Linked DNA regions of Homo sapiens: region 2 is linked to region 1. A link is a contact called in ENCODE Hi-C data. All regions are on one chromosome and are shown on one strand. The core of a region is the stretch at or near the end of the contact, and the rest is flanking DNA. Distances in the headings are between cores, read along the strand shown. Region 1 has its middle 87 kb from the start of LINC01121. Region 2 holds the start of SIX3 (SIX homeobox 3).

Region 1 (6,049 bases), core at 3,138-5,637:
ATTAAAAATGGGTTCAACCTTCCATCTCCCTGAAATATCAGATTTCATATAAAACTCATCAGCTGAACTAAGTATTAGGCTTGATCAATGGCAGGAAACTAGGGGATCAAATGCTAATAAATCAGAAACAGATATCCCCTCTCAAGAAGAAAATATATCACAAAACTGAAAATGAGAAAATCATCTGATGATTTTTTAATGCACATGCATGGAGAAAATAAGCTTTTTTTGTTTTTGATTTTTAGGATCAGGGAGTGCTGCATCTTAAACACAGACAAAGAATAAGATTCTTAAACACCTTAATCAGACTTTGACTTTAACACATGCAAAAGAAACAAGAAAGATCCCTATATTTGGTGAGGAATGAATACTGAGTAGTATTCTGTTTGTGGGTGGGTAGATATTAAAGTGGCAAAGTGAACACATTCAAACCTTGCTAATAATATTTTGCCAGATGTTTTCATGCGTTTCTTTTTCTCTTTAGGAATTATATCCTCAGCCCTCAGCTCCAACCTCTCTGCCTTTTAAAAATATATTGGCTCACAATTCCATGCCTTTACTTCTTAGTATTTTTTCCCTTATTCATTTTCATTTTGTAAAGTACGCGTTTTATTCAAATAAAACATATATACAGAAAAAATGCATGTCTTAAGTTCACAAATGTGTAAGCTCAATGAGTTTTCATAAGGCAAACACACCTATGTAACAGAACATTATCAGTGCCCCAGAAACTTGTCACTGACTACTCCTCTGAGGGTAACCACTACCCTCACTATAGTGGGGCTAGCGTAACACTAGGGATTAGTGCCTGTTTTTGAGCTTTATATAAATGGAAGCATAAAGTACATATTCTTGCGTGTGGCTTCTTTTGCTCAGTATTATGTGTATGCGATTCATCCATGGTGGTTAGTTCTGTATTTATTGATATTTAAATGGTATTCTTTTTAATAATACAGATATATTCATTTCTTTAATGCAGTCTTGTAGGTATAGAAACATGTCGATTTATTTCAGCATATTCACCAGTCTCGGCACTCAGAAGAGAGTTCAACAAAGTAAGCAACCACCAGCAGAAATCACAAAGAAACCACTGAGCTGTGACAAAATTCTCAAACTGACACGTCTGTAATCAAAGGCGCGTTATCAAGAACACCTTTGAAACCTTCATATTTGGTTTCCAAGACTTTTTCTCAAAAACACACATGCAAATAACTTTTTTTTTCTTTGACTCACCTTAAACAAGAACCCAGAGTGTGGTCCTGCTCTCTGAATGGAGACTGTTTGCTTCTGTGAAAACAGAGAGCTAAATTAAATTAGAAAATCCTGGTATTCAGTAGGACTGAATTTCCCTTCCTTCCTACTTTCCCATTCCACAATCTATCACCTAGAGTAATTAAGAACAGGGAGGTATCATCTTCACTGGATTAACCTTAACTAAATTGTGCTCATTCAACATGTGCCCTTTTGATTAGTCCGAGCAGGGCCTGCTGTCTCGGATACACCCACCTTGTAATTCTACACACTTAATTAATTTCAGATGAATAGAGAGGGGGGATAAGCTAAATTCTCCAATTAATAAACTATAAGTCCTTATAAGTGTCAGAGTAGCTCAAGATTTTCATTCTTCCTTTATTTCTTTACTCTGCAAAGGCTAAATGGAGATTGAAATGGAAAAAAAAAAAAACACAACACATACACACAGCTGCAATTGTTTGAGGCTGGTGAGGGGGTGCCTGGGCAGTTTCATCATCGTAAAGGGCAGACCTTAAGAACTGTTGGTAAAATAGATTATTTTTCTGCCAAGCATAATTTTTAATGTCCTTCTCCACCTGGACCTCGATATTTACTTTTTATTTGCACATATTTCCTGTTCTATGCACAGATTCTTGGTTATGAAAATTCAATATTAATGCCACTAATTTTATATTTTTAAATGCATTTCTCAGAAGTAAAATATTATTAATAGTCTGAGAACTTTTCTGAGAAGTGGTTTGGAGTTATTTGTTTAATCATCAAATTTAACAGCTCTCAATAATATAATAAAAATTTGCCCTCATGGGCATCCCTGACAGCAAAGAAAATAATTTCCTTATAATAAAACTGATCCCAAGGATGTTTATATGCTATAATTTATCTCATACTAAAAGATGGCTAGAAAATTATATAAGATAGATTTACAGTCGCTCCTTCAACTCAGAAAATTTATATGTCTAGTTTTTAGTGACTTAAAAACTTCTACTTATCTGCATAATTATATATAAAGAGATTCCCCAGTAGCTTTTATGTCCTATGATTCAACATAATGAGATCAATTATATTCAGGGAATTTAAATTACTGGTACTTAGGGAATAAAACCAACATCACTTTTAGTTTCTTATGATGGTATACAAGAAATTCTACTTACCTAAGACAAAATAACCATCTTAATGCAGCCCATTTTATGTGTTTTAGCAGAGATTTTAAAAGGCCACTAAGAGTTTTTGTCATTTAAGAAACCGTATACTCAGTTCCTTAATGTCTTCAGATGTTAATTTAAGTCTGTTCTGATCTTGTTTCCTACAGTTAGTCTTTTGTTCCAAAATGATTTTTTTAAAAAATGCTTGAGTAATTTTGTTAGTATTTGCCACTAGTCTAGAAAAATTAACTGAAATTCTTGCACTCCATTTTTAACCACTCCAATTCCCTATTAAATACACCTACAAATTAAATAAGGATACTGCTGCTCGATAATTTACCATTAAATGAGTGTAGAATATTTGACTGATTATTTTACTAATTTCTTATATGTGAAAATTCTTAAAATGGTGGAATCATTTGACTAATTGAATGCAAATATTAAATAATTTTTTTATTGATGACATGCATGCTGATAGGCACATCATTTGATGCATCAGCTAATGCCTTGTCAGGTTTGTATTCTCTTTTTTATCTGAGGCTGGGCACATGGGCATTTTAACTCAGGAAGTCTTACTTTCTCTGCCTTCCCTAAAATCAGTGCCTACATTTGACCCTGTGGAAAAACACAAAAGCGAGTAATTTAAATCAGCCCACACCTGCACCATCAGCCAGGCTATCCTTACAGAAACGCTTCGAACATCTTATTCCGGAGCACCTCAAGCGGCTGAAAAGAACAATTTATTCCCCGCTAAAGAACAAAATACTGACATTGAGTTTGTCTTCTTTGGGGTTGGAGGAAAGTTGAGATACTACTCATGAAAAGGCAGCTATGTTTGGCCCTGTGGTGATTTAGATTTACTATACAAACCAACAACTATTTTTGAATGATGGAATTAAGTATTTACACAAGGAGACTTAGCTCTTTAGCTTGGTTATGTCCTGCTGTTTATGTTACATGATCAGAAATCTTGTGAGTGCTGTTTTAGGTGATACATCACCAAGAATTCTTACATTAGGAAAGTAACCATATTATCTGAGATCGTTTGCTGTAGGGAAACCTGCAGCAAATTTTGCACTAGCTAAATTTGTTTAGCTAAATTTTGCACTTTACAAAATAATAGAAAAATTCATTCGACTCTCCCCTCAATGTATAGCATGGTCGTCTCATCACCTTGCAGTTTGTCTCATATGCTTGTGTTGAGCTCTTTTAACAGGACTTCCACCAATAAATTCAAGTTTTTATTCTTGTTTATAACCGGCATTTCCAGGTCCGGCCAGGTCCAAAAAAAAAAAAAAGGAATTGAGGGTTTGCATCGTTTTTCAATATAACTGGAAGCTGTTTTATCACTTTGTATTTTGAGAACCGCTCCCTTTCCCGCACACGCATTGCTGCCTCCTCTCGGGCTTGGTTAATGAGTCTGTGCGCCAAGCCAGGTCGCTCCGGGCAGTTCGCGCTTCCGCGCCTCGGCACTCGGATGACCGTGTCCTATTCGTCTCTCTCGTGAATGTCGCTGAAAAAAAATAAAAGTTTGTTCTAAGCCCGTGGCATTTCCGCGCGCAGATGGAAAGGCAAGTGGGAGAGGAGGGTGCAGGTGCGGGGCGGGCGCGGCGGCCCCTTCAGGCGCCGGGGGCTGGGCTGCCCCCGGCCGGGAGCAGCTCCGCTCCGCGCACGTGGCTGTGGGCGCTGCGGACGGGGGACGGCAGGCGGGGGACGGCAGGCGGGGAGTGGAGGGTGCAGTGCCCGCAGGTGCCGACGGCTTCCTCCCAGAGCCCTTCGCGCCGCGCCTTGCCTGGCTGGTGGCGCGGGGAAACCATGGCAGCATTGCGGCTCCGGCGGGCGGGCTCTGCGCGGGGCCCCACCGAGCTTTCCGGGAGCCTCTCCCGCAGCCGATGGGCATCTAGGGGCGCAGAACGAAGAGTGGGCGCCGAAACGGGTGTAGGCGCTGGAGGCCGACGGGGAGGCCCGGGGCGGTCAGGCTTCTCGGTAGAGAGGGCCGTGCACCTCGCGGCCTGCGGGCTAAGGCGGGGAGCCGCTCCTGCGGCGGCCGGGCGCGCGGACTGGAGGGAGGGAAGCGCCACGGACTGGGGAACCGGGGTGACGGGGAGACGGGGGGGCTGGTGGGGTGAGGTCGGCGGGCAGCAGCCAAGTGTTCTGCAGCTCCGAACCCCGCCACCCTCTGGGCGAACGGAATGGCACCCGCGGAGACGGGCGGGGACGGGCGAAAGCGGGTTTGCTCCGACCCGAAGCTGAGCCCGGGTTGGAGGGCGAGACCGTAGGCGAGAATGGCCGCGCGGGCTGGGAGACCCGGGCCGGTATGGAGTGAGTGGAGCCGCCCGAGGTAGGGTAGTTGGGGATGGTAGTTGTGAAGACAGTCGGAGTCTAGCTCCGGGCAGACGAAACACCGGGGCGCGCCAGGGTCCGTTTCCTCCTTCTCTCTGCTTTCCCACCAGCCCTGTAGATACGGAGCCAGCAGTCGGGCTAGAGCGGAGGCTGAGGGTCGCGGTTCCAAGGGCGGTCTCTCGCCCCGGGTCAGGCCCCACCCCGCGGTGGCGGTCGCGTGGCGCTGTCCTGGAGTTGAGCTGTCCCCGCGCCGCGGCCCGCACGCCCAGGACCGCACACCGCCGCCCGCAGGCAGAGACGCCTGCAACCTCGCCCTCTCGCCCGGCTCCCAGCTCGGGGCTGGGAACCGGAAAGGTGCATTTCCGTGTGGGGTGGGGGCGATTCCCGGCTGTCGGCGGTGGGGCTAGGCCTTGCGGCGGATGAGCCAGACCTTCCCGGCTTTCCAGCCAGCCGGGTTCGGGATTTCCCGACGGTCGGACGGGTGGAGGCGAGGATGGGCCGCTATCCCCCAGCCTCTTCAGGAAGAAGCCGTAGGGCCAAGGAAGGGATGGGTGACGGGGCTCACACCATTCCAGCGCTGCCCTCGAACTCGCGGGCCTCCGTTCCCTTTGCAGTCACTTGGTGTGCGCCCCAGTCCCGGGCAACATTACTGCCCGCGGGCGCCTTGTGTGCATGGCTGCTGCCTGCGGCGCACCGGCCTGAGCCTGGAGGGAGGTGCGGGGCGGGAGAGGCGGCCCTCCCTGGGTCTCCCCTGCCTGTCACATCTGCACTTATTTAAAGCTCGGCTGGTGGTCCGCGCTCTCTGGAATGCCAGTTGCGGGCCTGGCCTCCTACGGCATTTGCACTGATTAGCTAGCGGGTCATGGGGGAGATGAGGGGCTTAGGGGGGCAGACCGGAGGTTCACAGTATTCCGCCTGCCTCTGTCCCGCGTGCTAATCGGAGCCCAGTGATTCCCGCTGCACCAATGGCTGAGTGTGTTAGGGAGCAGAAAACCGAACTTGAAGGATGTTGGATGCGTCTGGGAACCGGCCATTGCCACTTAGTAGTATGTTGTGGGCCGGCGCGCACACATGACCCTAAATCTCTGCAGGCTCTAGCGCTGAAGCGGGCGGAGAAGGGGAACAAGTGCTGTGACCCCAAGTCCTAAAAGTTTGTACGCAGTGTCTGGGATATGCAGTATCCTTGATGCGAAACTCTTAAATGTTTGCTGGTGCAAGTCCATACAAAACGAGGTTGGCCTGCCTCGCTTAAAATACCGTACACAAAGCGTAAAAAAGGCACGGGCAATCCGCATCGAGGACGCCACCCC
Region 2 (6,357 bases), core at 1,391-3,890, 230 kb before region 1:
CAGGGCGGCAGGGCGGCAGGCGCTGGGGCAGAGGCTGGGGGGCGGGGGTGTCGCCAGAGTCTCAGCCCCACTTGCCTCAGTTCTCCCTGAGTGGCGATGGTTTTTTATTTCAGCGCTTTCGGCAGAGCCCGCAGCACCTGCCCAGCCTCCCTCCGGGGCTGGCCGGGCAGTGGCAGGGAGAGGCCAGGTCGCCACCACCCGGAGGCGGGGGTTTCGGGGACGGGGAGGGGACTGACCGGGTTCACCCGCCCGCCCGGCGCCTGGGTCCCCGGCTCCGGGGGATGCAGTTTCGGGGTCACGAGCTGCTTTCAAAAAGTTGAACACAATATTCGGAAACCCACCCGTAGGAATTCTCCCCCCACACGCGGCACAATACCCACTCCCCTCCCCTTTTTCATTCCTTCCTCCCCCGCTTCCTCCTCCTGCCCCTTCCCCCTCCCACCCTTCAGCCTATAATCCTTCCCCTACGAGAGAAAGGGATCGGGAAGAAAACATGAAGTGTCTGTTTTTGTGTCCCAACCTTTGGGCTCTTTCTGGGCCCTCAGTGAATGACCGCCCAGAGCTTTCAGCTGCGTGGAGAAGGACTCATGGCCAGGAGGAGAGGAAATATATATGGAGTGGAGAGAGCACTGAAATGGGGCTTGGCAGGTCTTCCCTTTGGAGGAATATTTTTCTGCCCCAGTCGTCGTGTTGAAGACCTGCTACCCCACGGCTGTCTCTGGCTAAGTGAGCCAGTATTGGCCCCTCGCCGGACCCAGGGCCTCCCTGCCGCCCGGAATCCTCCAAGGAGGCTTGCACTTGTCGGCTTGCTCTTCTCCCCGGCCCTCAGAGGCCTGGCACTGCGGGAGTCAAGGCCTAAGCAGGGCTCCAGCTCGGGGTTTAGGGGCTGGGACACTCACAGCCCCAGTCACGTTAGGTTTCCCATTTAAATTCTCTCTCAACCTCTCTTTCTCTCTTCCCTCATTGAGATCACCAAAGTGGTGTGGACACGGCGCCTTGCCCCCAGATCTGCATCGGAATGCAGAAAAGATCTTTAAAAAAAAAAAAAAAAAGTTTTGAATTCCTCAATGATTTTTCTTCTGGAAAGGCAGCTTAGGATAATTATTTCAGCTTTATTGAGGGCAGATTAGTTGAAGTCTGGGCGCTGCGTTTCAATACGCGTTGTACACGGGCCGACAATGTGGTCATTGTTGGCTACTGTGTGTGAATCCATTCAACATATACACTTTTTAACACCAAACCGAGTCCTGTCTAAATATACACAGTGCTCAGGGAAAGACGTCTCTGACCCCGACAAATCTGCGTAAATCACACTTCCATAGTTACAGAAGCCTCACAAAGGGAGGCCCGGCTCAAGATGCTGATTACAGCTTCTTAAAAGCAACATACCTAAGAATAAATACCCATGCCTGGCCTAGGGGCTGTGGTGGCCAGAGGCAGAGAGGGCCCTCTGTGTTCTATGGGCCTTTTGGCGTCTGTTTTAGGCTTTCGATGTTACTTTCCCTAGAGAAATTAGACAGTTTAAAAATAATAATGGTAATTATTATTATTTTACAATACGAGCAAACAAGCAATTTTCAGGCCTTATTCACTTCATCCGGGTGGCTGGCCTCCAAAGTTTGAGTGCCCTCTGGGGCTGGCAGGCAGGACCAGAGCTCCTTCTGTTGTGTGGTGAGGAGTGGGCATCTGTAGGACTTTTCTGGGTCCAGAGGGCTCTTGGGCTTCTCGGCTCCCGCAGCTCCTCCACCACTCCTCAGAGAGGCAGCTGAATTCTGGGAAGAAACAAAGAGTTGAGTTGCTTCTTAAGATGGAAAGAAGTGTACTGTTTGGACTGTTATTTTAAAATACAGGGTGGTGGGGGAAATCGAGGCTCCTTGGCCGGGGAGGGAGTAAAGAGAAGCCTAATTGATGAAGAGGGAGTTGAGGTGAATGCGGTCCATGGGCACCGATGGGGGAGGCAAGAGCGGCCTCCAGCACCCTGGGAATTGGGCTCAGGCTCCCTGGCGCCAGATACCCTCGGAATCCGGGATCCCCGGCTGGCGCCACGGCCCGCTGGGCCAAGGTCGGTGCTTGGTGGGCCCCATGATCTCATCTCTCCTTTCTTCCTTGCCACTATTAGTGCTCACATAGGCAGAAAGAGGCGGCCCGACGTGCAAACCATGTGCAAACCGCGCCCGCTGGGCTGGTCAGCCGTCTTTCCTTGCCTGCCGACCTGGACTATGTGGAGCCTGGGGGACCCTCTTGCCTCCCAACAAAATCCCCTCTCTAATTGCACATCCCATTCAACAACTCTGCCCAGGGCTTTTCGAATTTCTGGATCAACTTCTTTAGGAAAAAGGGAAGAAGAAGTCTCAGAGACAGCGGTAGAGAAAAGAGGAGAGAGAGGGAGAAGAGAGAAGAGAGGAGGGGGAGGTAGCGAGATTAAGAGTTGCAAAGATAAAAAAAATTCTCTTTATCCCCCCACTTCTCCCTCCTTCCCTGCTCTCCCCCTCCCCCCGCCCTCTGGCTAAGTGGTAAAACCGTCCTTACGTTCTCGGTATTGATTGGCAGGGCTGACAGTGATTGGCAGTGGTTGCCGTGGCAACGCCACAACGACACGCCACAGACCAATAGAAAAGCGAAACAAAATGTTTCAATGCTGCACTCACTGTGGATTTAGGGGAGATATTATGAGGCTGTTGTCATTAGGGCGATTGCGGTGGAATCGCTGAATCTTGACTCGGCGGTGGTTGGCTCTCCCTCTCCTCTCTCCCTCTCCCTCTCCCTCTCTGTCTCGGGTTCTCTCTCTGCGCGCGCGCACCGGGCCGCTCTCCTACCTCCCTCTCTATGTGGCTGCGCGGGTGTGTGTGTGTGTGGATGTGTGTGGGGTGTGGGTGTCCCTTACGCCCTTCCTCCTCTCCCTCCTCCTCCTGCTCCCCCCTCCTTTCCTTCTCCTCCTCCCCCCTCTCCTCTCCCTCCTCCTGGTCCTCATCGCCCCTCTCCTCCTCTTCCTCCCCTCTCTCTTCCTCTCCCTGAATTTTCTCCTCTCCTCTCAGGTCAGTCCATGGTATTCCGCTCCCCCCTAGACCTCTATTCCTCCCACTTCTTGTTGCCAAACTTCGCCGATTCTCACCACCGCTCCATACTTCTGGCGAGTAGCGGCGGCGGGAACGGTGCGGGAGGCGGCGGCGGCGCGGGAGGCGGCAGCGGCGGCGGGAACGGTGCGGGAGGCGGCGGTGCTGGCGGAGCAGGCGGCGGCGGCGGCGGCGGCTCCAGGGCCCCCCCGGAAGAGTTGTCCATGTTCCAGCTGCCCACCCTCAACTTCTCGCCGGAGCAGGTGGCCAGCGTCTGTGAGACGCTGGAGGAGACGGGCGACATCGAGCGGCTGGGCCGCTTCCTCTGGTCGCTGCCCGTGGCCCCCGGGGCGTGCGAGGCCATCAACAAACACGAGTCGATCCTGCGCGCGCGCGCCGTGGTCGCCTTCCACACGGGCAACTTCCGCGACCTCTACCACATCCTTGAGAACCACAAGTTCACCAAGGAGTCTCACGGCAAGCTGCAGGCCATGTGGCTCGAGGCGCACTACCAGGAGGCCGAGAAGCTGCGCGGCCGCCCACTCGGCCCGGTGGACAAGTACCGCGTGCGCAAGAAGTTCCCGCTGCCACGCACCATCTGGGACGGCGAGCAGAAGACGCATTGCTTCAAGGAGCGGACTCGGAGCCTGTTGCGGGAGTGGTACCTACAGGACCCCTACCCCAACCCCAGCAAGAAACGCGAACTGGCGCAGGCCACCGGCCTCACTCCCACACAAGTAGGCAACTGGTTTAAGAACCGGCGGCAGCGCGACCGCGCCGCGGCGGCCAAGAACAGGTTAGTGGCGGGGCCCGCGGCCTGGCTACAGCCTCAGAGGCCTGGGAAGGGGAGAGGGGTTGAGATGGGGCTAGCGGAGCGGCCGCTGAGAGCCAGGGAAGCCGTGACTCCTGGCCAGTCGGAGAAAGTTTCCGCTTGTCCGGGACGCGCGGAAGAGGGGGCCGGGCTGGCTGTGGGTGTATTGATTGCTTTGACCAAGAGGGGCTTTCGTCAGGGCAGAGAGTGTGTGCTTGCGACCCGAGTACCCGCAGCCCCTGGGAGACTTAGCCCTGCGCTGCACCCGTGCCTGCCTCCTCAGCCCTGCCGCCAGCTCGGCGATCCTCTGGAGCCTAGAGACAGGGAGGGAAGGAAAGCACTCTTTGCCATCTGGTTCTTATTTCTGTGCGTTGCAAAACCCCGAGAGAAATCCACTAGCGTCAGAGAGAGGAAAGTGAACCTGGGTCCCTATCACAAGGGGAAAAGGCCAGAGGCCACTGCGCAGCGGGCCTGTTTCCCCGCAACGCTGCACGTTGCCTGACCGGGAGCAGGAGAGCCGGGCTGGGAGTGGAGAGGCCTAGCGTGTGCGTGTGCGTGTGTGTGTGCACGCCCGTGTGCATGTACTCGCCCTCCTGTTTCAGCCGAGGAGAATCCCTTTGGTCCTCTAAGCTGGGAAGCGGGCACGAGCAGCCTCGTTGCCGGCAAGTTGGCCACAAAGTCACAAAATTGTATAGGGCTTGACCAACATCACAGGAGCTGGGCCTGGGGGAAGGAGAAAAAGAACCAGAGGGAAAGAAGTGGATAGGCGAAAGGAGTGGGGAGAGAAGGGAGAAAGAAAAGAGGAAGTTGGGTGAAAGCCCTGATGTGGAGCCTGTGTCTTTCTCTATCCAGCCAGGAAGGCCCAGGGCCTGGTGTACTTCAGGGAGCAGGACCCCCAGCTGCTGACAGCTGCCCGTGGGTGGGGGCTGGGTGTGAGTTTCTGGAGGTGTGTTCGAGTTTAGGCGGCCGGGACCTGAGCCCATGGCCCTCTCACCCCTGCCGTGGAGCCCACTTTTCGTCTGATGAGGGGAGCGCCCAGGGTCAAGCCAAGGCCTCCTTGTGGAGAGAATTCCAGACACCAGGTCCAGGCAGAAGGTTCCCGGTGGGGGAAAGGGCAGCTGGAGACTGCTCTGTGCGCCTCTCTTGCCTTCTCCTTTGCCCCTTTTCTGTCTCCCTGCTCTTTCCCCACTTTTCCACCGCCAGCTTTCCTATTTTCTCTACCCTCGGTCCTGCGCTCTGCGCTGGCATCCAGAGAGCAAAGTATGCAGTTCTACCCGGAGACTGGCCGGGCGGTGGGGAACCCGCAGCTCCCGGTGTGTGTTTGAGGGAGCAGGGACGGGGTTACTAGGGGAACTCGACCGGTCGCGGGGCAGCCGGCTCAGTTTGAAGAGCCCCAGGGACTGCGGAGGGAAGAAGCGCCCGGCTCCTCTCCGACTTCTGCTTCTCCAGGGCTTGGCGTACTTTGTCGCTTGCACCCAGGCCTCCCCAAGCGGCCGGGCTCGGGTTCTGCCTCTCCTCCGAGGCCAGCCTCTATCTGAGAAGACTTGGGATGCTCCCGAAAGCGGAATGGGGAGCGGCGGCGCGGGGGAGCCGGGTGGCGGGCCTCTGTGTCAGGGCGGGCGCGGATCTCTTTCTCCCGCAGGCTCCAGCACCAGGCCATTGGACCGAGCGGCATGCGCTCGCTGGCCGAGCCCGGCTGCCCCACGCACGGCTCGGCAGAGTCGCCGTCCACGGCGGCCAGCCCGACCACCAGCGTGTCCAGCCTGACGGAGCGCGCAGACACCGGCACCTCCATCCTCTCGGTAACCTCCAGCGACTCGGAATGTGATGTATGATAGCCAAGGCCGCCCTCCTCCCTCTCCTTCCCCTCCTCCCCCACTCCTTCCCCTCCGCCTCCTAGCCCTCCTCCTCTTCCTCCTCTTCCTTCTCCTCCTCCATCCCCAGAACAAACCGAAATCAGGATACCCAACCATACACACATACAAGTCCACACACACTCCCACCCCAGCCAAAAATATATAAAAAACAAGAAAATAACAAATTAACCGCAAACTATCAACAACCCCCAACCACCATCTACCACTACGGCCACCCCAAAGGACCCCGACGCCAACAGACAGTCAAACGCTGATGTTGCGGGCAGAAAACATAAAAGAGGTGACAATTGTATACTTTCTAGGACAAGCACGGCTTCTCCTTTCGGTTCCCATGGACCCGGCACCCCACCTGCATGACGATTTATTTGTATCTGGGAAAATATTCTCTCTAGTTAAAAATGATTTAAAGAGTCGACTATACAAAAATCAATCACCACCACGAGGACAAGAGGGCAAAAGCAAAACAGACAAAAAGAAAAAAAATCGCCGTCTCCGTTCCGAATTTGTTAAAAAAAAAAAAAAAAAAAAAAAAAAGGACAGGGGGAAAAAAAAAAAAAAAGAACTCCTGGAGAGGGAAATAGCAAATGTGTCTTGCCTTTTGTTGCTCTCTCTCTCT

What was found. Hi-C counts contacts between places; a loop is a spot of excess contacts on that map. Pooled maps may share reads with other maps.
Region 2: a loop to region 1 is called in a pooled map, with 8 times the contacts of the local background. The contact joins the promoter of SIX3 here to the enhancer-like site in region 1. A Hi-C loop is called at or near these places in 1 of 168 maps with a recorded cell type or tissue (naive thymus-derived CD4-positive, alpha-beta T cell), 7 of 37 single-sample maps with no recorded cell type and 7 of 50 pooled maps.

What each region holds. Positions count from the first base shown.
Region 1 is chr2:45,164,969-45,171,017 of GRCh38, forward strand. No RefSeq gene overlaps it. Among named protein-coding and RNA genes, the nearest start is that of LINC01121, 87 kb to the right of the region's middle. RefSeq lists enhancers at 4,124-4,624, 5,490-6,049. Within about 2 kb of position 4,388, at least 8 of the 41 ENCODE cell types and tissues checked have a DNase peak (open chromatin) inside an H3K27ac peak, as active enhancers do.
Region 2 is chr2:44,939,062-44,945,418 of GRCh38, forward strand. It overlaps SIX3 (SIX homeobox 3), which reads left to right and starts at 2,641. Exons shown (of 2, transcript NM_005413.4): 1 at 2,641-3,849; 2 at 5,507-6,357. The coding sequence starts at 3,044. The coding sequence ends at 5,699. It overlaps SIX3-AS1 (SIX3 antisense RNA 1), which reads right to left and starts at 2,817. Exons shown (of 2, transcript NR_103786.1): 1 at 2,649-2,817; 2 at 1,093-1,772. It overlaps LINC01833 (long intergenic non-protein coding RNA 1833), which reads right to left and starts at 138. Exons shown (of 2, transcript NR_147195.1): 1 at 1-138. RefSeq lists enhancers at 305-806, 807-1,306, 2,075-2,601, 3,684-4,408.